Regions from separate parts of the Homo sapiens genome. Here region 1 is linked to region 2. Evidence: read pairs that join two places in POLR2A ChIA-PET (ENCODE). Cell type or tissue: PC-9. All regions are shown on one strand. Each heading gives the region's core, and the rest is flanking DNA. Links, peaks and the distances in the headings are about the cores only. Region 1 overlaps TMEM44 (transmembrane protein 44). Region 2 holds the start of LINC01968 (long intergenic non-protein coding RNA 1968).

The links. Peaks named below come from ENCODE experiments on the same cell type or tissue, not always from the same donor. Only the 100,000 strongest peaks of a DNase experiment are listed, where the experiment ranks them.
Region 1: POLR2A ChIA-PET joins it to region 2 with 25 read pairs; 2 of 35 experiments call an interaction of 5 or more read pairs at or near these places.

The regions. Positions count from the first base shown.
Region 1 is chr3:194,620,675-194,633,061 of GRCh38, reverse strand. It overlaps TMEM44 (transmembrane protein 44), which reads left to right. Exons shown (of 10, transcript NM_001011655.3): 2 at 4,553-4,679; 3 at 7,072-7,165; 4 at 9,367-9,533; 5 at 9,752-9,838. TMEM44-AS2 (TMEM44 antisense RNA 2) reads right to left here and starts at 134. Exons shown (of 2, transcript NR_186047.1): 1 at 1-134. RefSeq lists an enhancer at 9,870-10,413. In PC-9, for the core only: no CTCF peak of the experiment used is centred there; no DNase peak of the experiment used is centred there.
Region 2 is chr3:194,706,966-194,719,352 of GRCh38, reverse strand. LINC01968 (long intergenic non-protein coding RNA 1968) reads right to left here and starts at 10,932. Exons shown (of 4, transcript NR_037891.1): 1 at 10,206-10,932. LOC105374292 (a long non-coding RNA gene) reads right to left here. Exons shown (of 6, transcript XR_001741084.2): 2 at 12,316-12,387. In PC-9, for the core only: a CTCF peak has its summit at 6,925; DNase peaks (open chromatin) are centred at 3,722, 4,142 and 7,292; H3K4me3 peaks cover 612 bases; H3K27ac peaks cover 4,018 bases.

The DNA of each region.
Region 1 (12,387 bases), core at 2,463-10,462, 86 kb after region 2:
CGGGGGGCTGTCGGGCGGGGAAACGGGCGCCAATCCCCTGCTGCTCCCTCTCGGAAACCTAGAGGAGGGGGCGGAAAGGGGGATGAAGGAGATGGCTCAGTAATAGGATCCAATGGAACATTGCTCTGTAGACTGAAGTGGGATCTTCTTTCCGGATCCCACGCACAGGGAAGCTGGGCTGTGAGCCAAAGGGAGGAGGCTGGGTGGTGCAGCGGATGGGGCCCCGAGGACACCGCGAGCCCTGGGTGCTATTGTCAGCCCTTCGCCATTGACTCGCAGTGTGACCTGGGCAAGCTCCAGAACCTCTCTGGGCCTCCTATGACCGGAGATAATACCTCATAGGATGATGGGAGGATTCGATGAATCAGTACCGTTAAAGCACTTAGTAAATGCTCATTAAACATCATTTGTATTGCTCCAGCTAGGCCACCAACTCTTAGGACCTTGGCAAGTCCCTTGATGTTTCTGGCCTCAGTTTACCCAAAGTCCTCTTAGGTGGGAAGGGAGGTAGTGATATGATCCAGCTGGCCTGTCTTTGCCCTGGTCTGTCCAGCACCTGGACTGGTTTGTCCAGATGCCCACGGTAGCCTAAGTTCTAAGAGTGAATCTCCAGGTCCTCAGCCGCTCTGTCCTAGGCATGGAAATCCACTAGCAGTGCTCAGGATGGTGCCGCCCAAGCATTCCCTGGCAGGGGAGAAAGGACCAGCACCCCTGGGAGAGGTTAGAACTGTCTCCCTGTAGGCACTCAGTGGATATTCTCCTAAGGCGTTTGGTCGTATTGCAGAGATTCTGCAGCCCCACTACCCAGTACTGCAATACAAATAAAAAGACGCCTAGAACATTTACTGTAGGCCCAGTGTTGCATTCATTAACTCATTCAATGCCTGCCACTCACAATATCAGCACCAGGAGGTAGGTGCTGTTACCCCCACTTTCTGTAGGGAACCCTGAGGTTCTGAGAGGTTAAATAACTTGTCTGAGTGAAAGGAAAGAACCAAAACCCCAGATCCTATTGGAAAGGGGCAGGCTGGTAAGAGAGATTAAACTGTTCAGATCAGAGGCTGGAAACTAACAAGGCGCTGGACACGCATTATCCTTTTGTTCCTCACAGTTGTCCTCAGACCAGCACTGTTAGGCACTTTGCCAACCTTGGAGGGGTTAAGAGTGAGCCTCTGCTTCTCACCCTGCCTGGGATCTGGACATACCCATTTGTTTTCAGGGCCTTGCCATCCCTGAACCTCCCCTGCTCCCCTTTCTCTTAGAAGAATGTGTCTTCGGAGTGGTGTGTGGGCTGGGTTAAGGTCAGCTGGCACCCTGGCCCCAAGAGCTGGGGAAGTGGCTGAGAACAACAGGGTACGGAGCAAAGCCCCCGCGTGTGAAGCCAGAAGACCACCATTAACTCACCTTCTCACCAGAGGCCTCAGTTTTGTCCTCTCAAATGGGAGGGTTGATATAAATTATTTCTAATTGGGGTCCGCCTCTGGGAGTCTCCAATTTAAGAATCTCCACTCCTTGGTCTTCAATTGGTTTTAGGAGCCCAGGGCCCAGACTGAAGTTGATGTTGCCACTGTGAGCTTCAGGCTTGGGCCAGCAGGTCAGGAAATGTTTAGAAAGCCAAGAGCCCTCTGTACTCATCCACCATTCCCAAGGACAGGCGCTCAGAATCAGCTAAATCGTCCTAAGGATGTGGAATGAGCACCACCCTCTGCTGAGTGGAAATGAAGCCAGCGCTGCCACCCTGTCTCGGTGTCTCCAGAGAAATGTAGCAAGGAGGCAGGTACGACAATGTATTTCAGAGGCCCTATCAGTGACGCCGATAGAAACAGCCAGCCCCTTCGGAAGGCAGGTACGACAACATATTTCAGAGGCCCTATCAGTGACGCTGAGGGAAACAGCCAGCCCCTTCGGGAGGCAGGTATGACAACGTATTTCAGAGGCCCTATCGGTGACGCCAATAGAAACAGCCAGCCCCTTCGGGAGGCACGTGCGACAACGTATTATTTCAGAGGCCCTATCAGTGATGCCGACGGAAACAGCCAGCCCCTTCGGGAGGCAGGTACAACAGCGTATTATTTCAGAGGCCCTATCAGTGATGCCGACGGAAACAGCCAGCCCCTCCAGGAGGCATGTGCGACAACGTATTTCAGAGGCCCCATCAGTGACGCTGACGGAAACAGCCAGCCCCTTCGGGAGGCAGGTACGACAGCGTATTATTTCAGAGGCCCTATCAGTGATGCCGACGGAAACAGCCAGCCCCTCCAGGAGGCACGTGCGACAACGTATTTCAGAGGCCCCATCAGTGACGCCGACGGAAACAGCCAGCCCCTTCGGGAGGCAGGTACGACAGCGTATCATTTCAGGGGCCCTATCAGTGACGCCGATGGAAACAGCCAGCCCCTTCTGGAGGCAGGTACGACAGCATACTATTTCAGGGGCCCTATCAGTGACGCCGATGGAAACAGCCAGCCCCTTCGGGAGGCAGGTACGACAGCGTATCATTTCAGGGGCCCTATCAGTGACGCCGATGGAAACAGCCAGCCCCTTCTGGAGGCAGGTACGACAGCATACTATTTCAGGGGCCCTATCAGTGACGCCGATGGAAACAGCCAGCCCCTTCGGGAGGCAGTACGACAGCGTATTATTTCAGGGGCCCTATCAGTGATGCCGACGGAAACAGCCAGCCCCTTCGGGAGGCAGGTACGACAGCGTATCATTTCAGGGGCCCTATCAGTGACGCCGATGGAAACAGCCAGCCCCTTCTGGAGGCAGGTACGACAGCATACTATTTCAGGGGCCCTATCAGTGACGCCGATGGAAACAGCCAGCCCCTTCGGGAGGCAGTACGACAGCGTATTATTTCAGGGGCCCTATCAGTGACGCCGATGGAAACAGCCAGCCCCTTCGGGAAGCAGGTACGACAGCGTATTATTTCAGGGGCCCTATCAGTGACGCCGATGGAAACAGCCAGCCCCTTCGGGAGGCAGGTACGACAGCGTATTATTTCAGGGACCCTATCAGTGACGCCGATGGAAACAGCCAGCCCCTTCTGGAGGCAGGTACGACAGCATACTATTTCAGGGGCCCTATCAGTGACGCCGATGGAAACAGCCAGCCCCTTCGGGAGGCAGTACGACAGCGTATTATTTCAGGGGCCCTATCAGTGACGCCGATGGAAACAGCCAGCCCCTTCGGGAGGCAGGTACGACAGCGTATTATTTCAGGGGCCCTATCAGTGACGCCGATGGAAACAGCCAGCCCCTCCGGGAGGCAGGTACGACAGCGTATTATTTCAGGGGCCCTATCAGTGACGCCGATGGAAACAGCCAGCCCCTCCGGGAGGCAGGTACGACAGCGTATTATTTCAGGGGCCCTGTCAGTGACGCCGATGGAAACAGCCAGCCCCTTCGGGAGGCAGGTACGACAACGTGTTTCAGAGGCCCTATCAGGGACGCCGATAGAAACAGCCAGCCCCTTCAGGAGGCATGTACGACAATGTATTTCAGAGGCCCTATCAGTGACGCCGATAGATACAGCCAGCCCCTTCGGGAGGCATGTACAACAACGTATTTCAGAGGCCCTATCAGTGACGCTGATAGAAACAGCCAGCCCCTTCCTGCCCTTCCGTGCATCTTCTCCAGTGGATATGGACTGGGGAGGGGCTGTAAGGGGAGAAGTGGCTGTGGGGGCGCTGAGGGAGGGACAGCTCCAAGTGCCAAAAGGGCTCTGTGTTTAAAGAACATGGACACAGGCCAGCAGAAGCCAGGCTGCCCCACTTCACAGATGGTTTAGAAGAATTTCGTTTGAATTTATTTCAGAGAAACAAGTTGTCTTTTTAATTCAGGCAATTAACTGTGCTCTGCAGTTATCTGCAGTGGTTGGGTTGCTTTTTTTTTTTTTTGAGACGGAGTCTCGCTTTGTCACCCAGGCTGGAGTGCAATGGTGTGATCTTGGCTCACTGCAACCTCTGCCTCCTGGGTTCAAGCAATTCTCTTGCCTCAGCCTCCGGAGTAGCTGGGATTACAGGCGCACGCCACCACACCCGGCTAATTTTTGTATTTTTAGTAGGGGCGGGGTTTCACCATGTTGGCCAGGATGGTCTCGAACTCCTGACCTCAGAGGATCCTCCTGCCTCGGCCTCCCAAACTGCTGGGATTACAGGTGTGAGCCACCATACCCAGCCTGAGTTACTTTTATAACCCTCCTGTTTCCTTTTCAAAAAATAAAACCCGATGGCTGCTTTTTCAGTGCTAGGTGGGGGGTCATCAAATGGAGCCGTCCTGATTTGGAGTCGGAAAGTAAAATTCCTCTTCCTCCAAAGAGGCGGTGTCTTCACATCTCACGAGGTCTAGCTCCTGCCATGGGCATCTGGACAGGCGGCTCTGGAGTCTTCTGATTGGTTCCCATCTGTAAACTCAGTTCAAAAACACGTCCTAAATACCTCGGGCAGAAAGAGCTCCCTGACGATGCGGGGTCACAGTTGCCCTTTTTAGATACATGCGTTTGGGTCCAAACTCACAGTTGCTGTGTTCTGTCCACACCCCTGTCACCCCAGGCTTCTCTATCTGAGATGTGCACAGAAACCCAGACAGGACCAGTCGGCACTGTGTGCTGCGTGCTGCCTCCTGACCAGTCTGTGTGACACCGTCGGGGCTCTTCTGGCCAGACAGCTCACAATCCAGGTATGTTGGGCCTCCAGCTGACAGTGGCTTAGGCCAGCACTAAGGGAGGCCTGGCCTTTCTCTCTGCTGCAGCCGTGGTGGCTTTTGTCTTGTTGCTGCAACATGCATAGCACAGTGTCACCTCAGAACCTGTGCCTGGCTGTTCCTTCTGCCCCCCTCAGAGGCTCTTGTTCCCAATATCCACTTGGCTGCCTGCTTAGTCCTTCACGTCTTTGCTCAAAAGTCACTTCTCACGGCCAGGAGCAGTGGCTCACACTGTAATCAACACTTTGGGAGGCCGAGGCAGGCCTCTAAATAGATTAGAATAAGGGAATCCAGAACACTGGTGGAAGAGGTGGGTCACCATTATAAGCAGGGGAGGTCTTATTGAGAAGGTGACTTTTTTTTTTGCTTGTTTGTTTTTTGAGACAGAGTCTTACTCTGTCGCCCAGGCTGGAATGCAATGACTTGGTCTTGGCTCACTGCAGCCTCCGTCTCCTGGGTTCAAGCAATTCTCCTGCCTCAGCCTCCCGAGTAACTGGGATTACAGGCGCACGCCACCACACTGGCTAATTTTTTGTATTTTTAATAGAGATGGGGTTTCACCATGTTGCCCAGGCTGGTCTCGAACTCCTGACCTCAGGACAATCTGCCTGCCTCAGCCTCCCAATGTGCTAGGATTACAGGCCTGAGCCACCACGCCTGACCTGTTTATTACTTCTTGTATGTGAACTCCCATTAGAGTGTCAGCTCTACAAGGGCAAGGATTTGTTCACTGCTGTATCCCCATCACTTAAAACAGCACCTGGCTCCTAGTAGGTGCCCAATACATAGTCATTTAGAGCTTTGACCCAGCCCCAGCTTATGTAGGGTGGCTGAGTCCTTTCCCAGGTAGTGGTGTAGGCTTTGGGGCAAGTGAGAAGTAGTTTCAAGTTTCTCAAAAGCGTAGGCCCTCAAACCTGTGTGGAAGGCTCCTATCCCAAAACACATATCCCCAGGAAAACCTGTTGTGCCCTCCTGCGGAGGCACCTCATGGGACTGGTCTTGGTCTTATGCCCATCCAGGTAGAAATGAAGGAAGGCAGCTCAGTTGGCAGAGCACAGATTTGGAGCATTCTAGACCCTGCTTCAAGCAGTGTTGTCTCAAAAGCAAATCACCTTTCATTTTGGGTGCCCATTCTCATTAGCTAATAGAATACAATAGGGCCAGCTGGGCACAGTGGTTCATGCCTGCAATCCCAGCACTTTGGGAGGCTAAGGCGGGCAGATTGCCTGAGGTCAGGAGATCAAGACCAGCCTGGCCAACATGGAGAAAACTAGCTGGGCGTGGTGGCGCGTGCCTGTAGTCCCAGCTACTCAGCGGGCTGAGGCAGGAGAATCACTTGAACCTGGGAGGCGGAGGTTGCAGTAAGCCGAGATCGTGCCACTGCACTCCAGCCTGGGCAACAGCAAGACTTCGTCTCAAAAAAAAAAAAATACAGTAGGTCCCAGCTCAAGTCCAATAATAATATTTATTAAAAACTACCCTGTCTCTACTAAAAATACAAAAAAAAATTAGCCGGGCGTGGTGGCAGGCGCCTGAAGTCCCAGCTGCTCGGGAGGCTGAGGCAGGAGAATGGCGTGAACCCAGGAGGTGGAGCTTGCAGTGAGCCGAGATCACGCCACTGCACTCCAGCCTGGGTGACAGAGCGAGACTCCGTCTCAAAAAAAAAAAAAAAAAAAACTTAACTACATACTTGGCACTACAGACCGTTTTGTGTTGACTCCTGGAATCCCAGCATCCTATGACATGAGTGTCCTCATTATTCCTGTTCTACAGATGTAGAGACTGAAGCATAGAGAGGTTAAGGGTCACCCATCTAGTAAGTAGCAGTGCCAAGATTCCGCGATTCAAACTCCACAATGCAAGTTCTTCACCGCTAACTCTACTATCAGAGGAGCTGGTGCCTTTAGAGGTAGTTTGCTTTCCCATAGACACTGGTGTAAACACTGCCCATGTACTGTCTCAAGTAACCTTCCTGACAGTCTTTGAGGGAAGCACTGTTAGTTTGCTCGTTTTACAGATGGGGAAACTGAGCGCCAGAGAAGCTCAGTGGGCCAAGGGTACACAGCAGAGACTGCCTCACGCAGTGGGAAGTGTGTGGAATAGAGCTGGAGGGCTGGGCTCTTATCCCAACCCTGCTGGTGGGCATCTGCATACCGTGGGTTCAGTCATGTAAACACCTCATCTCCTCATCAGCCAAGTGGACATGATAATGGACTTTTCCGGGGTTGGCAGGAGGTGTCCCTGGAGGAGTACGTAAGAAAGCACCGCATCAGTGTAACCCATGTGATACAGGGTCCCGGATGACAAACTCTGTAGGGGCTGAGGAAAGATGCTTGAATGCCAAGACTCTCTTCCCGTTTGCTCCCAGGTTTTCACTGGTGCCTACCTAGCAGCTATTGACTTAGTGAACTTTATGTTCATTCTCTTCCCAGTCTGTGGATCCAAATTCAAGTCTAATTCAGGTGAGTGTGTGGCTGTCTTTTCCTGTCTTTATTCACCCATTCATTCATCAGCACGCCGAATGCCTACTCCTTATCACTCCCAGAGCGGGCCCCAGCCAGGCACAAACAAAGGAGAAAGGCTGGGCGCGGTGGCTCACGCCTGGAATCCCAGCACTTTGGGAGGCTGAGGTGGGCAGATCATGAGGTCAGGAGATCCAGACCATCCTGGCCAACATGGTGAAACCCCTGTCTCTACTGAAAATACAAAAACTAGCCGGGTGTGGTGGCGTGCGCCTGTAATTCCAGCTACTCGGGAAGCTGAGGCAGGAGAATCGCTTGAACCCAGGAGGCGGAGGTTGCAGTGAGCTGAGATCGCACCACTGCATTCCAGCCTGGCGACAGAGCAAGAGTCCGTCTCAACAAACCTGGTGACAGAGCGAGACTCCGTCTCAAAAAAAACAAAAAACAAAAACAACCCCCCCCCCCCAAAAAAGAAGGAGAGTGTCTCATTAGGGCTGCCAGCTTGGAGGTGTGTGCACACTGTGGGCAGCCAGAGGGAGGGAAGGGCTGCTGGTGTCAAGGAAGCATGGGGCACTAGAGCTGGGGCCACAGGCAGGGCACTCCAGGCACACAGAGCAGCATGGGCAAAGGCTAGGAGGAGGTGTGGAGCAGGGCATGGGCATGAGCAGTGATAGCTTAGTGTGCAAGTTCGGGGTGGTCAAGCGAAGCTTCACAGCTACTGGAAGTGGATGCCAGGAATGGGCACAGGGCACCACCACAGGCACAGCAGGGGTCGGAAATGACTGGGCCAGGATGAGTGGCCCCGAGTGTCTGTGGTTGCGGCTTCTTGAGAAGGGTCAGCCATGTGCTTGGGCCCTTGTTCAAAAAGAGGGGATGAGGGGGCCGGGCATGGTGGCCCACACCTGTAATCCCAGCACTTTGGGAGGCTGAGGCAAGCAGATCATTTTGAGGTCAGGAGTTCGAGACCAGCCTGGCCAACATGGTGAAACCCTGTCTCTACTAAAAAAATACAAAAATTAGCTGGATGTGGTGGCATGCACCTATAATCCCAGCTATTTGGGAGGCTGAAGCAGGAGAATTGCTTAAACCCGGGAACTGGAGGTTGCAGATCGCACAACTGCACTCCAACGTGGGCAACAAGAGCAAAACTCTGTCTCAAAAAAAAAAAGGGGATGAACCAAGTGGTGTGGTGGCTCATGCCTGTAATCCCAGCACTTCGGGAGGCTGAGTTGGGAAGATTGCTTGAGGCCAAAAGTTTGAGGCCAGCCTGGGCAACATAGCAAGACCCTATCTCTACAAACATTTTAAAAAGTAGCTGGGCATGATGGTGCATGCCTGTGGTCCCAGCTGTTTGGGAGACTGAGGTGGGAGGATCACTTGAGCCCAGGAGGTGGAGGCTGCAGTGAGCTGTGATTGTGCCACTGCACTCCAGCCTGGGTGACAGCGAGACCCTGTCTCAAAAATAATAAATGAATCAGAGGGGGTGCTGCAGCAGTGTGTAGTGAAGCATGCCCTCAGCGGCTCAATGCTGCCCAGAAGAGAAATGCTCTTCTTAGAGTTTCTCAGGAGAGAGCTGGGCAGTGGCTTACACCCGGAATCCCAGCCACTCATGAGGCCAAGGTGGGAGATCGCTTGAGCCCAGGAGTTCAAGTCCAGCCTGGGCAACCTAATGAGACCTCATCTCAAAAAGAAAAAATAAACAGAATTGCTCAGAGGAGTGCCTATCTTACAGTTCAGGGACAAAGACACTGCTCATTGCTGTTTGTCCCGCGCACAGTTCCCGCTGGTGCCATCGCTGATTCACGGGTCGATGCTTGTACCACACTTGTACCGGTTCTGCTCTGTGGAGATTGTAGAAACCACCAGAGGATGGTGCCTTATCCTTAGGCGCTCTAGTCCAGAAGAGGCACTGCTGTCTGCACGCAGATGCATAGAGAGAAGATAATGTCATCTCTGCCTGAGGAAGGAGGGCAGCACGTTATGGGGGTGGGGTGTGCAGTCAGTGGTGGAGAGGAAAGACTCCTTGAAGAGGTGGCACAACTACAGGGCCCTGAAGGGTGGGGAGGAGCTGGCCTGCAGAATAATGTGGGAACCCGCTTCAGCATCATGTGGGGAGCTGACACCAGTTCTTCCCACGCAGCTATCTGATCTGACAAGGTCTGGCTTCCAGGAGCCATGTGGGATTTTGGTGTCTGTTGCAGATCGGGAAGCCCGAGAGAGGAAGAGGAGGCGGCAGCTCAGGGCCAGTGTGTTTGCCCTGGCCCTGCCGCTGAGCCTGGGCCCGTGCTGGGCTCTGTGGGTTGCTGTCCCGAAGGCTTCAGCCACCATCCGGGGGCCACAGCGGAGGCTGCTAGCGAGCCTGCTGCAGGTGAGGCTGGGCCACCGTGGGGAGGACTCGGGGTACTGCATGTCCTGCCAAATGCCCAGGGTGGGATGAGGCCGGGGCTAGGGGAGTGGGGTTAAGCCTTCCTTTGTTGGAAGAACCCTCTAAAAGCAGAAAAGGACTCCTGAGCTTTGGCTGTTTCTTGGGGCACATGGGCAGTCTCTGCAGAGTACTGATGGTGGATCACCTGTTCGTTCTTGCAGGAAAATACTGAGATCCTCGGCTACCTGCTGGGTAGCGTTGCTGCCTTTGGCTCCTGGGCTTCTCGGATCCCCCCTCTCTCCAGAATTGTGAGGCCGGGGGTGGGGATGGGACTGTGGGTCACATGACAGTCTCAGGGCATCTGGGAGCATCCTGAGAGGGTCATGGGGCGGAGGTGTGGCGTCACCGTGGGTGCATGGACATGGGCTCAGCTTTTCCTGAAGAGCGTTAGTGTGTATGACAGCAAGGAGGGGGTGTGTGTGGAGAGTGGGCAGCCAACCCAGGGCGTCCTGAGGACGGCGGGAGCCTCTCGGGGAAAGCCCGTGTGTTCTTCCCCATTTCCTATAGCAAATGAAAAGCAGGCTCTGAGGAAGAAGCCCCTGAGGCTGAACCCATAAGAGAAGGAGATTTGACACCGGACAGGCAGCCAGGTGTGAGGTTCTGTGTAGATCAAGAGTGTCTTAGGCCGGGCGCGGGGGCTCACGCCTGGAATCCCAGCACTTTGCGAGGCCGAGGCGGGGCGGGTCGCTTGAGGTCAGGAGTTGGAGACTAGCCTGACCAACACGGTGAAACCCTGTCTCTACTAAAATACAAAAATTAGCCAGGCATGGTGGTGCATGCTTGTAATCCCAGCTACTCTGGAGGCTGAGGTGGAGAATCGCTTGAACCCAGGAGGCAGAGGTTGCAGTGAGCCGAGATTGTGCCACTGCACTCCAGCCTGGGCGACAAGAGGGAAACTCCGTCTAAAAAAAAAAAAAAAAAAAAGAGTGTCTTATGGGCAGGCATTCTCCAGGCATCCACGTTGAGGGAGGCCCTGTGTCGGCCAGTGCTGGGGGGGGTAAGATGTGAGCAGGGGCGAGCGCTTGCCCTCCGGGAGCTCAGTCTCATGGAAGACACGGGAATGTGAAGCAGCATCTCCTCACGCTTCAAGAAAGATAGAAACAAATGTTTGGGGTTTCAGAAGAGAGAGAAGGCTCCTACGCTCTTCAAATGAGCAAGGGTGAAAACTGTTTACACTGCCAGACCGTGGGGTGGTGGGGAGGCGTCACGTTACCTCAGAAGGGAGCGTGAATTTGAGGACACAGGCTAGGGAAAGGCCATCGGCAGAGGAGAGCACACAGGAAAAGCCCCCACGTGCGAAAGCGCCTGAGAAACAGCAAGACACTGTGGACGTGTGACCGCTGCTCTGCCAAGTTTCCTCTGCAGACGACTCTGAGACAACTGTTCCTGTCTCACTGACAGAACAGTGGGCAAACCCAACTCCATGGCAAGTCATAGGCCCATTTAGTCTGAAAAGAATCAGCTGGGTGCGGTGGCTCATGCCTGTAATGCCAGCACTTTGGGAGGCCGAGGCAGGTGGATCACCTGAGGTCAGGAGTTCAAGGCCATCCTGGCCAACATGCTGAAACCCCGTCTCTACTAAAAATACAAAAACTAGCCAGGCGTGGTGGCGGGTGCCTGTAATCCCAGCTACTGTGGAGGCAGGATGGATCACTTGAATCCAGGAGGTGGGGGTTGCAGTGAGCCGAGATCGTGCTGCTGCACTCCATCCTAGGTGACTGAGCACTACTCCATCTAAAAAAAAAAAAAAAAATTACTTGCCCAGGAGCATCTTGGTTGAATAGCAGCTCCAGGGGAACAGGATTCAGGGCTGGAGGGTTGTTCGCGGTTGTTGGTGAAGTCAGTGAAGCTGCATTCTGTGCTGTGACTGCCAGAAGCCTCGCAGGGCCTGGGCCTCATCAGCAGGTGTCCTGTCTTTAGATTAATGGAGGGGAGAGTGGTGAGCACTGGGCTCAGCTCAGCAGCCCACCGGGGTGGCTCTCCAGGGTGGTGTCAGAGCTGGGAGACCACATTGCATGAAGGCCTTTGAAGAAGCTGGCACCGTGCCCTGACCGCCGGTAGTAGCTCCCTAGGGCTGTCGTAACAAAGTGCCACTAACTTTCAACAACAGAAGTTTATTGTCTCGGTGCCAGAGGTCAGAAGTCTGAGAGCAAGGTGCCGGCAGGGCCATGCTCCCTCTGCAGGCGCCAGGGAAGGATCTGTTCCAGGCCTCGCTCCTCTCCCAGGTTCGGGTAGCCCCTTGGCTTGTGGTAACCCTGGGTTTCTCGTGGCCTTCCCTCCGTACCTTTCTGTGTCCGACTTGCTCCTTTTTATAAGGACATTGGAATGGGACTCATCCTAATGACCTCATCTTGACGTGATCATCCACAAAGACCCTATTTCCAAATAAGGCCGCATTCACAGACACTGGGGGTTGGGACTTCAACATCTTTTTTTTTTTTTTTTTTGAGACAGAGTCTCGCTCTGTTGCCCAGACTGGAGTGCATGATGCAATCTCGGCTGACTGCAACCTCTGCCTCCCGGGTTCCAGTGATTCTGTGCCTCAGCCTCCCAAGTAGCTGGGATTACAGGCACACGCCACCACGCCCGGCTAATTTTTGTATTTTTAGTAGAGACGAGAGTGCACCATGTTGGCCAGGCTGGTCTCGAACTACTGACCTCAAGTGATCTGCCCGCCTTGGCCTCCCAGAGTGTTTGGCCTCACAGGTTTGAGCCACCACGCCCGGCCTAGGGACTTCAACATCTTTTGGGGGCACACATTGCAACTCATAACACCACCCCACCTAAAACAGCCCCC
Region 2 (12,387 bases), core at 2,392-10,391:
ATTTAGATCCTTAATCCTTCTCTAGAATACCAGAAAGAAAGCCACCTGCCCACAGTCAAAAGAAAATGACGTAGCTAATTAGGTTGTCGTTTTTAATGTTTTTAAGACCAACAGAGATGAAAAAGACACTATCCTTGTGGGTTTTTTTCAGATTTGATTCCACATTTTTAACAGTAAGCCCATTTTATGCCTGTTTAGAAACAGCAAACATAGTATTTAAAGTGTAATCAGCCAGGCGGGGTGGCTCACACACTTTGAGAGGCCAAGGCAGGCAGATCCACTTGAGGCCAGGAGTTCGAGACTAGCCTGAACAACATGGTGAAACCTCATCTTTACTACAACTACAAAAATTAGCTGGATATGTTAGTGCGCACCTGTGGTCCCAGCTACTCCGAGGCTGAGGCAGGAGAATCACTTGAACCCGGGAGGCAGAGGTTGCAGTGAGCCGAGATTACACCACTGCACTCCAGCCTGGGAGACAGAGCAAGACTCCATCTCTAAATAAATAAATAAATAAATGTAATCAACTAATGTTTTTCTCCTAAAGAAGCTTGATAGATTATCACACACACACACACACACACACACACACACACAACTGAAAACTCCTTTTATTTTTCCAATTTAGCATTGTAACTTAACGTTGTAACTACTAATTTAGATGGTCCCAGGAAGCACAAAAAGGAGCCCAGGCTGATGGTCAAATTCTGTAGTAATTCCTATGAGATGATCATTTAACACCAGTCACTCTTACTTCTTCACAACTTTCTTGTACAAAATCCAAGATAGGTTTTAGGCAGAGCTATTGCTTGTGTTACTCTTCAGACCCAGGCCCTAGGTGTATTTGCAAAATTAAACCATGTTAGGCTTTGAGGAACAAGAAGAGGCATTTTTTAAAACTTCCCCAGTCCCTGGGGTCCCTGGGCTGACCTAGAGGTCTGGGTTGGGAAATTAACTATTCCCATTTCCATTTCTTCCCGTCATTTAAGCTGTTTCCTTGGAATGTCACAGCCCATCTGTGCTTCCTTCTGTGAAATGAGGCCTGTGACCATTGGCTGTGTACCATTAGGGGAGCTAGAGGAGCAGCCAGGAGATGTGAACTCATTCTCGCCCTCAAGTCACATTGACTCTGCACCTAGAAAGGCAGCAGGCAGTAGTAGCAGATCAGGGGTGGAAGGCAACAAAGAGCTGAAAACAAAGCTGTCCCTCTGGAGTTGTACTGCCTAGGTTCAAATCTTAGATTCATTCTGGAGAGACAAGATAGAAACTTCTCTAAGCCTGTTTGCTCATCTGTAAAATGAGGTTAACAGTGCCTGCTGCTTGGAGTTACGCAGAAGTACTGCGATAGTGAAGGTAGCAAGTGCCTGGCACATAGCAGGCATTCAGTAAGGCTAGGCCTCATTAACAGGAGTTCCCGCTCTGCTGAACGTTCATGGCTGCCTGGATCAGAGTCTTAAGAAGCCATGTTCAGGCTTAATGGGAAGGAATGTCCTGATAGATTACTGATGTCTGCCCTGGGTGGTTTTACTGGAGTCACGTATTTGCCAATTCTGCAGGCACCATATTGAACTCATATTTTTCTTCCCAAGACCCCTTCCAAGCCCCTTGTATGGTAGACACACCTTTGTATGGTAGACATGCCTGATAGCAATAACTTCTTAAGCATACACAGAGAATGGCTCTGTATGGCAGATACACTTGAATATGTGTTCAGAGTTCTGAGTGTGGCCAACCCAGAGAGTCATTCCTTACCTATGAGGAACATCTGAGCCCCCAGCCATCCAATCGAAGGTGGACCATACAGGGGACTGAAGCTCTTTGTTTTGGGTTAAATGGAGGTTGCCAGGTGGAGGTCATTAAGGGGAGCATATGAGGTAAAAATGTTGTGTTAACTGCACGCTTTCTGGAGGCTGTGGCAGTTCTGTTCAGCCTGCCGCCACTGCACCATCCTTGTGTGTAATTCCCCCTAATAAAACCATGTGTCTCATTCGCTGGTTCTGGGTCTCTTTTTTGGCTTGTCAAGCCTGGTGCTGTCCCTGTTGACATTAACAGGGGTCCAGTATAACAGTATCCCCTTTTGTAAATCCTTGCTCTGAAACTCACCACACCGATGTGTCACGCTGAAGTGAAAACCTAGTTGGTCCAAAGCTGAACAACTAGAGGCAGGATGCTAGAGAGGAGAGAGCCACAGCTAGTCCCAGCTTCTCCGACAACTCAGCCACGACCCCGAGCAGAAGCCAGCCCCTCTCTGACCCTCAGATCCCTTATCCATAAAACAGCAATGATCACCTCAACTATGGGTGTTGTGAAGCTCAAATGGTGTAAGACATCAGAACATGCTATATAAAAAGTTGTTTTGCAGGAGTAGGGAAGCAAAGAATGAAATTGTACCAACCCATCAAAAGTTTAACCAAATATCAAAATATATATAGTCAGTTATACTCAATTTGTCAGTATCTTCCCCAAATTTCAGCCAAACTTCCTTGGTACTTCTGTTTCCCCTTTCTGTCTAAGATGCCTCTATTCCCATCCTGGGATGAGTATTCAACTGGAAATGAGCCTCTGCTTTACCTTTTATAACCAGTTCTTAGCCAGAGGCTTGTGGAAACTTCCAGGGTGTCACCACCTTATTTAACTAGAAGTAAGACTTTAGCCATGCTGCTCATTGAAAGCTAAATGCTGTTGAGATAAGTATGTGGCTCCAGACCCAACCTCCTAGCCTAGGCCTCTAGACAAGTGTGAACCAAAGCCAAGAGTTCCAAGCACTGCCCCTCCCGCCACACCATTTTCAATTGCTGTGACCACAGCTGTGTGATTTGGGGTAAGTCTCTTCCGCTCTTTAGGCTCCAGATCCTCCATTAGCCTGGAGTCTGTACCTGGAATAGGGAGAAGCAGCCCAAGAGAGTCCGAGCCTCAGAGGCTTGCTGTGTCATGCACAACGGGGGAGCCCACTGAGCCAGGAGGAGCCGCAGAGAGGAGGACGTGGCTAAGGTGGAAGATTCCAGAGGGACCCTCGAGCCTGCAGTGCCTTCAAGGACCACACGCCAGGGCCTGCTCAAAATCTTTAGCCACACTCAGCATCAATGTCTTAGGAGACACAAGCCCAAAATAAATAGGAAATATCCCTTAAATACAAATTCTTCACAGTCTAAGATGATGGCTTTATGTAGCTGGGTTTAATTTGGGCTGTTTATTTCAGATCTGTGGTAAGAGTGAGCTCCACAGGCAGGAGGGCAACTAGGTCCCAGGACAAGCAGATCAGAAGCACATATGGGCCCTGGGAGGAAAAGCCATTTCACCCTTTGAGACAGCCTGGAGGTTATTTCTGTTCTGCCTACCACACAAGTTATCCAAGGTAAAATTAGGGAAGAACTTTGTGAAAAACATGCAAATTATTAAATGTTTTCTTTTTAAACGTTTTCTCTTACTTTTTTAATAGAGACAGAGTCTCATTACGTTAGCCAGGCTGGTCTTGAACTCCTGGCCTTAAGCAATCCTCCTGCCTGAGTTCCCAAAGTGCTGGGATTACAGGCGTGAGCCACTGCACCGGGCGGTGGCTTGGGAAAGAATTTGAGAAACCGAAAAAATGAAGGTGTGATAGCTCCTTCCCATTGTTAGGATGGTGGGGGAGCTCCTCAGGAGCCCAAGAGGAAAGTCTGGTGTTTACAGATCAGAATCTTAGTACAGACAGTAGGCTCACCTAATGCGATAGAAGGTAAAGAAAGTACTATGCCTAGACCACCCCAGGCAGATTGAATGAATCACATTTCCTGAGTCTGCGGCTTGGAGAAGAGGTGTTGTTGTTGTTGGTGGTGTTGTTTTGAGCTCCTAGGAGATTCTGAGTTTCTGCAAGATTGAGAACCACTCTTGGAGAATCTTATCCAGAGCTGGAGGCTGGCACTCAGGCTTTTCTGCAGGAATCTGAGAGAGGTAACTTGGGAAAGAACGGCTGGGAGTGAAGGAAGGAGGAGGAAGGGTAGCTTGGTGAGAAGAAAGAGACAACCAGAATCTGAAAGGCCTGCAATGCTGAGTGCCAAATCTGACCCTAGGGAAAGGTAAATCAATGCTTTGTGTCTGTGCTAGGCAAACTCAGTCTGCCAGTTCTCATGCAGACAGCGCGCTTGGAACTGTGACAAATGATACATTATGCAACCATGACATCATACCAACCTGGTGAGGCAGGTATGGATGCCCCATGTACCAGAGGAAGAGAGGGAGATCTAGCGAGGTGACATGATTTGCCTAAAGTCATCCGGGTACTTGCTGCATGAGCTGAGATTCCAGAGCAGGTCCCCTGCCTCCAGGACTAGACAGGAGCACTGGTGAGGAGGAGGCTCAGTCTGGATTTTCTTGGAATGTTGACATAGAACTGAACTGGACACGTTGTTATTAAGAATAAAAAGGACGAGACCAGGCAGATTAATAAGCGCATATGACCAGGACAGTGGAGACTTCCATGAATTATCTGAGCACTTAGTAAAGCCTGAGGAAGTAAAATAAAATCAGGATCTCCAGGCCCCAAAGCTTCCTCCATCCCTTCGTGGGAGGTGAGCATGAACTTGTGCTGTTCTTACATCAGCCCTGGAGTACAAAGGCTGGAGCCACCCAGGGAGGTACTTAGGGCAGGCAGCACACCTCAGAACAAGATGGTCCAGCACCAAAGCCTTGCTGCTGAGACTTTCAATTCCCAGCAGACCGCAGGTCTAAGAAGTACAGCCAGAAAAAGAAGGGAAAGAGGCATCGCATGTTGTGGTTAGCAGGGCTGGGCACACGCACCCCACAAGTCAGCTCTGGTGCCCAGGTGCCCTCCACGCCCCATGTCACCATGTCCAGATTCACACCAGAAGGGCCCACCAGCCCACTCCTCCCCTGTGTCTTCTCCGCCCGTCTCATGCACTTTCTGAGTTGGTGTCCTACTTTCCATTTTTTAACTTTATTTATTTTTTATTATGGAATATTCCAAGAATGCAGAGTCTAGGGAATTACATGTACCCACCACCAGACTTTGTCAAGTCTTAACATTCTTTTCCATATTCGCTTCACATATTTTTTTTAAGACACAAACCTCACAGATACCATTGAACTCTCCATGGACCACTCCCTCGTTTCATTTCCCTCCCTCTATGCCCAGAGGCAACCGCTCTCGGGAATTCCACGTTGATTATTCTCATACATGACTTTTTACTTTTACCACATATGTGGATATCCATAAATAATCAATGGTATTCGAGCACATGTTTAACTTAATAGAATCATTGTAAATAATATTAACATAGTATAAGCTAATATAATATTAATAAATTATAAACTAATATAATATTAATAAATTATAATATCTTGTATAATAATAAATAGATAACATGAAATATAATAGCAAATAAATATAATATTAATATTAATGGAATCAAACTGTTATTTGCTGTTTTTTTGCTCAATACTTTTGACGTGGGATTCCTCCATGCTAATGGGAGTTCATTTATTTTGGTGTTGTTTCCAATTTTTCACTGTTACAAAGAAATGCCATAATGAATATTCATGCACATGTATGGGTCTGCCCAGGTTACATATCTGGGAGTGGAATTTCTGGGTTGTGGGGAATGCATAGCCTCAGCCTTATGACCCATTTTCTTTTCAGCCACTTTGCCTATTCTTTGCTATCACAGGGATTTCCCCAGATCTAGGATGGAATCAGAAAATGCTACCCACTTCAGAGGTTTTACCCTGGGCATGTTAAAAACCAATTTTTTTAAGAGGAAAGAAAAACAATGTAACCTGTTGAAATGGGAGTTGATAATCGCAGGCACTCAACGCATGCACGAGAGCCCACACTGAGTTGGGCTCTGTGTCTGCTTGTGAGCACGAGCCAGGGATCCTGGCCCAGATCTGCTCAAGGAGCCAAGGAAATCAAACTGCTGAGCCTGAAGCCTAGACCTAACCCCCGAGTGACCCGCCAGCTTCGTTTTGGGGCCCAACCTAAAATAGGCAACTGCCCTATCTTTTTTTCCCCTTTTTAAAATATTTAATGTCATTTTCCCTGATTATCAAAGTAATATGTTCTCCTTATACAAATTTTAGGGCTAGGCACAGTGGCTCACACCTGTAATCCCAGCGCTTTGGGAGGCTGAGGCAAGCTGATTGCTTGAGGTCAGGAGTTCGAGACCAGCCTGACCAACATGGTGAAACCCCATCTCTACTAAAAATACAAAAATTAGCCAGGCATGGTGGCGAGCGCCTGTAATCCCAGCTACTCTGGAGGCTGAGGCAGGATAATTGCTTGAACCCAGGAGGCAGAGGTTGCAGTGAGCCAAGATCGCACCACTGCACTCCAGCCTGGGCAACAGAGTGAGACTCTGTCTCAAAAAAAAAAACAAAAACAAAATTTAGAAAGTTCATACAAATATTTTTTAAATTATGTTAATCACCTTAAGTAGCACTACTCAGAGACATCCACTATGAACATTTTAGCCTATTTCTTGCCAGTCTTTTTTCTTAGTGTTTTTTCCTTAAATATGTAATCTACTGTATCCTGATATTTTACCCTAATATATATATTTTTTTCCATACTACTAAAAACACTATAAACATAATTTTAATAAATTGGGATCACTTTCACTTCATTTTCTATTATCTACTTATTCCTATATATTGGACATTCAGGTCATTCCTAATTTTTATTTTATTTATTTATTTATTTTTGAGACAGGGTCTCTCTCTGTCACCCAGGCTGGAGTGCAGTGGCACGATCTCCTCTCACTGCAGCCTCGACCTCCCTGGGCTCAGATGATCCTCCCACCTCAGCCTCCCAAGTAGCTGGGACTACAGGTGCACACCACCACACCTGGCTGATTTTTGTATTTCTTGTAAACATGGAGTTTCGCCATGTTGCCCAGGCTGGCCTAATTTTTATTTTTACAGTTAAACTGTAGCAGATATATTTGGGCATAAATCTCTGATGGCCTTTCAGTTCCCTAAGAGAGGATCCTCAAAGTGTAATTATTAGAAGGGCAAAAGACATTTTTAAAGCTTTTGATACTATTACTAAACATGGTTTCTAGAAAGAGGACCATGTTACAGGCCCACCAACAAAGTGTACAGAATATGCCTAGCCTGTCTCCCTCTACCTGTCAGCCAAACATGATGTCTCTACACTGGGGCTCAGATGTGGGAAGGGAACCTTTAAATAGCCAGCGTGCCCAGCCACAGAATGTCACGTTTGGTGGAGAAGAATGTCTGGCATCCTCCCAAGCTGTGTGTATTAAGTTGCTTCCTTCCATGAGAACTAAGAAGACAGCAAAATGGATGAATCATACCGTGGGAAAGTCAGACTCTAAATCCAGGTCCCTTATAGTAAAGACAGTTGAAATAGGCCACTGGGCTGGGCGCCGTGGCTCATGCCTATAATCCTAGCACTTTGGGAGGCTGAGGCGGGTGGATTGTCTGAGCCCAGGAGTTTGAGACCAGCCTGGGCAACAAGGTGAAACCCCGTCTCTATTAAAATACAAAGAAAATTGGCCGAGCATGGCAGCATGCATCTGTAGTCCCAGCTACTTGGGAGGCTGAGGCAGGAGAATTGCTAGAACCCATCTCAAAAACAAAAAAGACACAAAACCTAAAGAGCTGTTGGTCGTGTTTTCTACAGCCCAGAGAAAGCCATTCTGCCATGAGGTTTAAGAGTACAAGAGGCAGACAGAAAAACATATGGAAAATGGAGAATCCAGATGTATTTCATGGCCTCGTTCTAGTTGTTCTGGGCACCTAATTCCCTCCGCACCTTTGTGGAGTTTGGACAATCTGTGAGTGCTTCTCCAAATGTGGTCTGTGGACCAGTTCCCTTTCCCAAATGATGAGTTACTAGTTCATAGTGAGGTCAGTTCAGAAACTGAGTGCTTAGTCACTTTTAGAACAATTGCTGGGATATCAAGTGAAATTTTGTCTTTCAAGTAATTCGTATTTGATTTACCAAAGTCTTGATCTACAATGGATTTGAATAATAACATTAACACTAAAAACTTGGTCCTTCAGCACAGAGAGTTTGAGAAACACTTCTGTGAGACACTCCTGCAGGACTACTGCATATGGTGTTATAGGCAGTGTACGGTGCAACTTTAGGAGGTGCAATTCTACATAGATGAAAAAGTGAGCACTTCTCCCACCACCTGAATTGTGCAGTGCACAACCTGCCCAACAGGAGACAGCCCTTTGGCCCCAGTATCCTTCCGGCAAATTTCTTTTTGTTTTGCTTAAATCAGCCAGAGTGTTATTTTTCTGTCGTTGTTGCTTTCAAACTAAGGCAATTTAGATAATACATCTTCTACTGTCCCAGTGGCCTAAGGAGTCTTGCTCTGTCACCCAGGCTGGAGTGCGGTGGTGCAATCTCGGCTCACTGCAACCTCCGCCTCCCATGTTCAAATGATTCTTCTGCCTCAGCCTCCTGAGTAGCTGGAATTACAGGCGCACACCACCACACGTGGCTAAATTTTGTATTTTTAGCACAGACGGGGTTTCACCATGTTGGCCAGGCTGGTCTTGAACTCCTGACCTCATGTGATCTGCCTGCCTTGGCCTCCCAAAGTGCTGGGATTACAGGCGTGAGCACTGCGTTCGGCCTAGGTTTTGTGTCTCGCAGCCTCAACCACCAGAAAAAGAATTATTGGTCCCAAATTCAAAATTTCCAGGGAAGGGACTTAGTGGCTGGGAGGTGGGTCACTTTGGCCAAGGGATGGCACACAGAAGAAAACACCAGTTCCCTTGGAGACCACAGGAATGAGCTGGGAGCAGTTCTTGGAAGAAGAGACGGTGCTATCGGAAAAAGTGGATGTGCCAGGCGGACTGGGCGGACTAAACAATAGGTTTCCAATTATTGGGTCTACACTTTCCTATATCTAGATTCCACTGAATACTTATTCTGAAATATATTCTTCCAAAAACAGGGTTTGTGGTTAAATAAATGTAGGGGAAACTATAGATTTTATCACTCATAGAGAATCATGAGACATATTAGCATATGAAAGGCTCTGACAATTTCTTTTAAAAAGAAACATCTTCAAGAATATTTGACCCAGTGTTTCCCAAGTTCATTTGATCACTGAAACCTTTTTTAATGCCATGCCCGTAACATTCCATGGGATTAGTGTTCTAAAAACATATTTTGGGAAAGCCATTCTAAGTGATAGATGTTCTTCAGAAAGACGTGAGTCAAATTCTTGAAAATAAGATAGCAGCCTGGGCACGGTGGCTTGCACCTGTGATCCCACCACTTTGGGAGGCCGAAGCGGATGGATCACCTGAGGTCAGGAGTTCGAGACCAGGCTGGCCAACATGGCGAAACCCCGTCCCTACTAAAAATACAAAAAAAAAACCACACAAAAAATTAGTTGGGCGTGGTGGCAGGCGCCTGTAATCTCAGTTGCTTGGGAGGCTGAGATAGGAGAATCACTTGAACCCAGGAGGCAGAGGTTGCAGTGAGCCGAGATCATGCCATTGCACTCCAGCCTGGGTGACAGAGCAAGACTCTGTCTCAAAAAAAAAAAAAAAAAGAAAGAAAGAAAAGAAAAAAAAAAGGCCTTTACACAAACCAGAGAGCTGGGTATTTATAGAAACTGTTAAATTATTTTCAAAGAGTTGTTTCATAACGTAATTTAAACGCCATCAGTGCTACCAGTTTCTAGGCTCAAGAGTTTTACGTGCTCAGAGTTACGTGTCTTATTAACATGGGCTACATCTCTGCAGCCCCAGACCTTCCCTATCTGGAGCATTCCTCTCCCGGGCACCCTCACATGTTGTTCAGAAGCCTTTTCAACTGTTTTCTAATACCCTGTCCCCTTTGGGGTAAAGCACATCTTTATGCCATTATGGGGCTGGCCACTGCAGTTTGCAAAATCAACTTAGCACAGGGACATCTGTTCTACTCTGTGTGCTGGTGTCATAAAAGGTCCCACTGGGCTGAGCAATGCACCTGAGAGCAGTGTTAACAGCACCTCACATCTGGGGTGGCCTGGAGGCTGGGCCAGCATGAATTAGTGTAATGAAGGTCTTCTCCTCTCTCACACGAGGTTGGAATCTCACACCAGATCAACTACCTGGATTAGAGATACAACCAAAGAGCACAGTAAACTGCATGGACATTTAGGACCAGAGCACTAATATAGGTTGGCTATTAAATCTGGAAACAGGTGAATATATAATAAATGGTTTGTTGGTATTACCTTATGATGCATGATAATATAATATCTACATGTCCAGACTTCATGGCCACTCTGTAGCAGAAGCTATTATTTATATCAAGCAGTTATTAAGTGTCAGGAGGTCCTCTTCTAAATGCTTCACCTGAATTAGCTAATTTAATTCTCACGATGCCATGAGGAGGGTACTGTCATCATTTCCACAGTAATAGGTCAGGAAACCAAGGCACAAAGGGCTTCAGCATCTGGCCCAAGGTCCGCTGTTGGTAAGTGGTGGGGCTGAGCTCGGGGAGCCCCACTCTGGAACCGGTACTCTTACACATACACTACGGCCGCCTCTCCAGGTGTCATGAAAGTCTCCTAGGCTTTGCTGAATAGCAGTCAAAAAAAACTGGGATTTAGCCTTCTCTATCTTGCTATTTTTGTTTCCATGGGTGGCATAGGAAAAATCATTGTAATTAACATCTGTACCACTCTTTGTAGTTTGGTCCTCATCACGACCCATTACAGCAAACCAGGCAAGGCCTATATTTCCATTTCCAGATGAGGAAGCTGAGCCTTTAACAGGATCCCTACCTAACAAATGGCAGAGCCATGTCCTCTGACGTCAGGAGCTTCATGATTTTAACTTACTGCTTGTGTTGGGTTCTGTGGTAGCCAATATACAAGGTGGTCCCGAGTGATCTTTGCCTCTTGTGTTATTTCCTCCCACGCTGAACAGGACTCACTTGTATAACCACTGTGACATTGTGGAAATGATGATGTGTGACTTCTGAGGTGAGGTCATAAAAGGCATTGCAGTTTCTACCTTGATCTCTCCTGGATCATTCACTCAGGAGGAAGTTGGCTGCCATGTTGTGAGGATGCACAAGCAGCCCCATACAGAGTCCCTCCTGGTGAGGATCCAAAGCCACCTGCCAACAGCCCGTGAAGAACTAAAGCCTTCTGCCCACAACCAATGCAACCAGTGCTAATTTGTCAGCCTTGTGAGTGGGGCCCCTTGGAAACAGATCCTCCAGCCCCATGCAGATGACTGCAGCCCAAGCTGACATCTTGACTGCAAATTCATGAGAGACCCCAAGTCAAATTCACCCAGTTAAATCACTCCTGCATCCCTGACTCACAGGAATTGTGAGATAATAAATGTGTATTATTGTTGTAAGCCACTTAAAATGATTTTTAAAAGCCGAGCTTGGTGGCACGTGCTTGTCCTCACAGCCACTCAGGAGGCTTGAGTCCAGGAGTTCAAGGCCAACCTGGGCAACATAGTTAAAAACAAAACAAGGCTGGGCACGGTGGCTCACACCTGTAATCTCAGCACTTTGGGAGGCCGAGACGGGCGGATCACCTGAGGTCAGGAGTTCGAGACCAGCCTGGCCAACATAGTGAAACCCCATCTGTACAAAAATACAAAAATTAGCCAGGCATGAGGGCAGGTGCCTGTAATCCCAGCTACTCAGGAGGCTGAGGTGGGAGAATTGCTTGAACCCGGGAGGTGGAGGTTTCAGTGAGCTGAGATTGCACCATTGCACTCCAGCCTGGGCAACTGAGTGAGACTTGGTCTCAAAAAAAAAAAAAAAAGAAAAAGAAAAAAAAAGCAGTTTTTTAACTATTTTTTTTTTAATGTGGGAGAAGTGTTTTATGTAGCTGTGGATAACTAATACAAGTTCTCACTCCAAAGTCCTAATCCTGATGAAGGTTTAACTGGCTGTGGTCTTAAGAAAGTCTCGGAAGCACTCTCTGCGATTCAGTTTCCTCTCCCGCTAAATAATAATCTAAGCTGATTTCTGAGTCACCCTTAAAGTGAATAATGAACCATGGCAGCTGGGTTCAGGGAACACTCTCTGTAAAGCTGAACTCCTGGCACACATAGGCTGGTTCTTGGCAAACCGGCACCATGTACCTGTCAGGATTTAAGGAACATTTCATTTGTGCATCCAATCTACCAACACGTAAAGACCTAATTTAGGTAACAATAGACCACGATCGTCACTGAGTATCACTTAAGTTCCCTGCTCTGTGCCAAGATACCCCCAAAGTAGGGGGGCCTCTGCTCACACCGTTAGGTTCACCAGAAATGCCTTCCCTTACCCCACAGCTACCACAACTATCCCTTGCCCAAAGCCCATCTCACCTGCCTCTGAAGCTTCCTCAGGCAGCTCCAGCTAACACTGCCCTCAGGACCACCCACAGCAGGAGAAGCCGC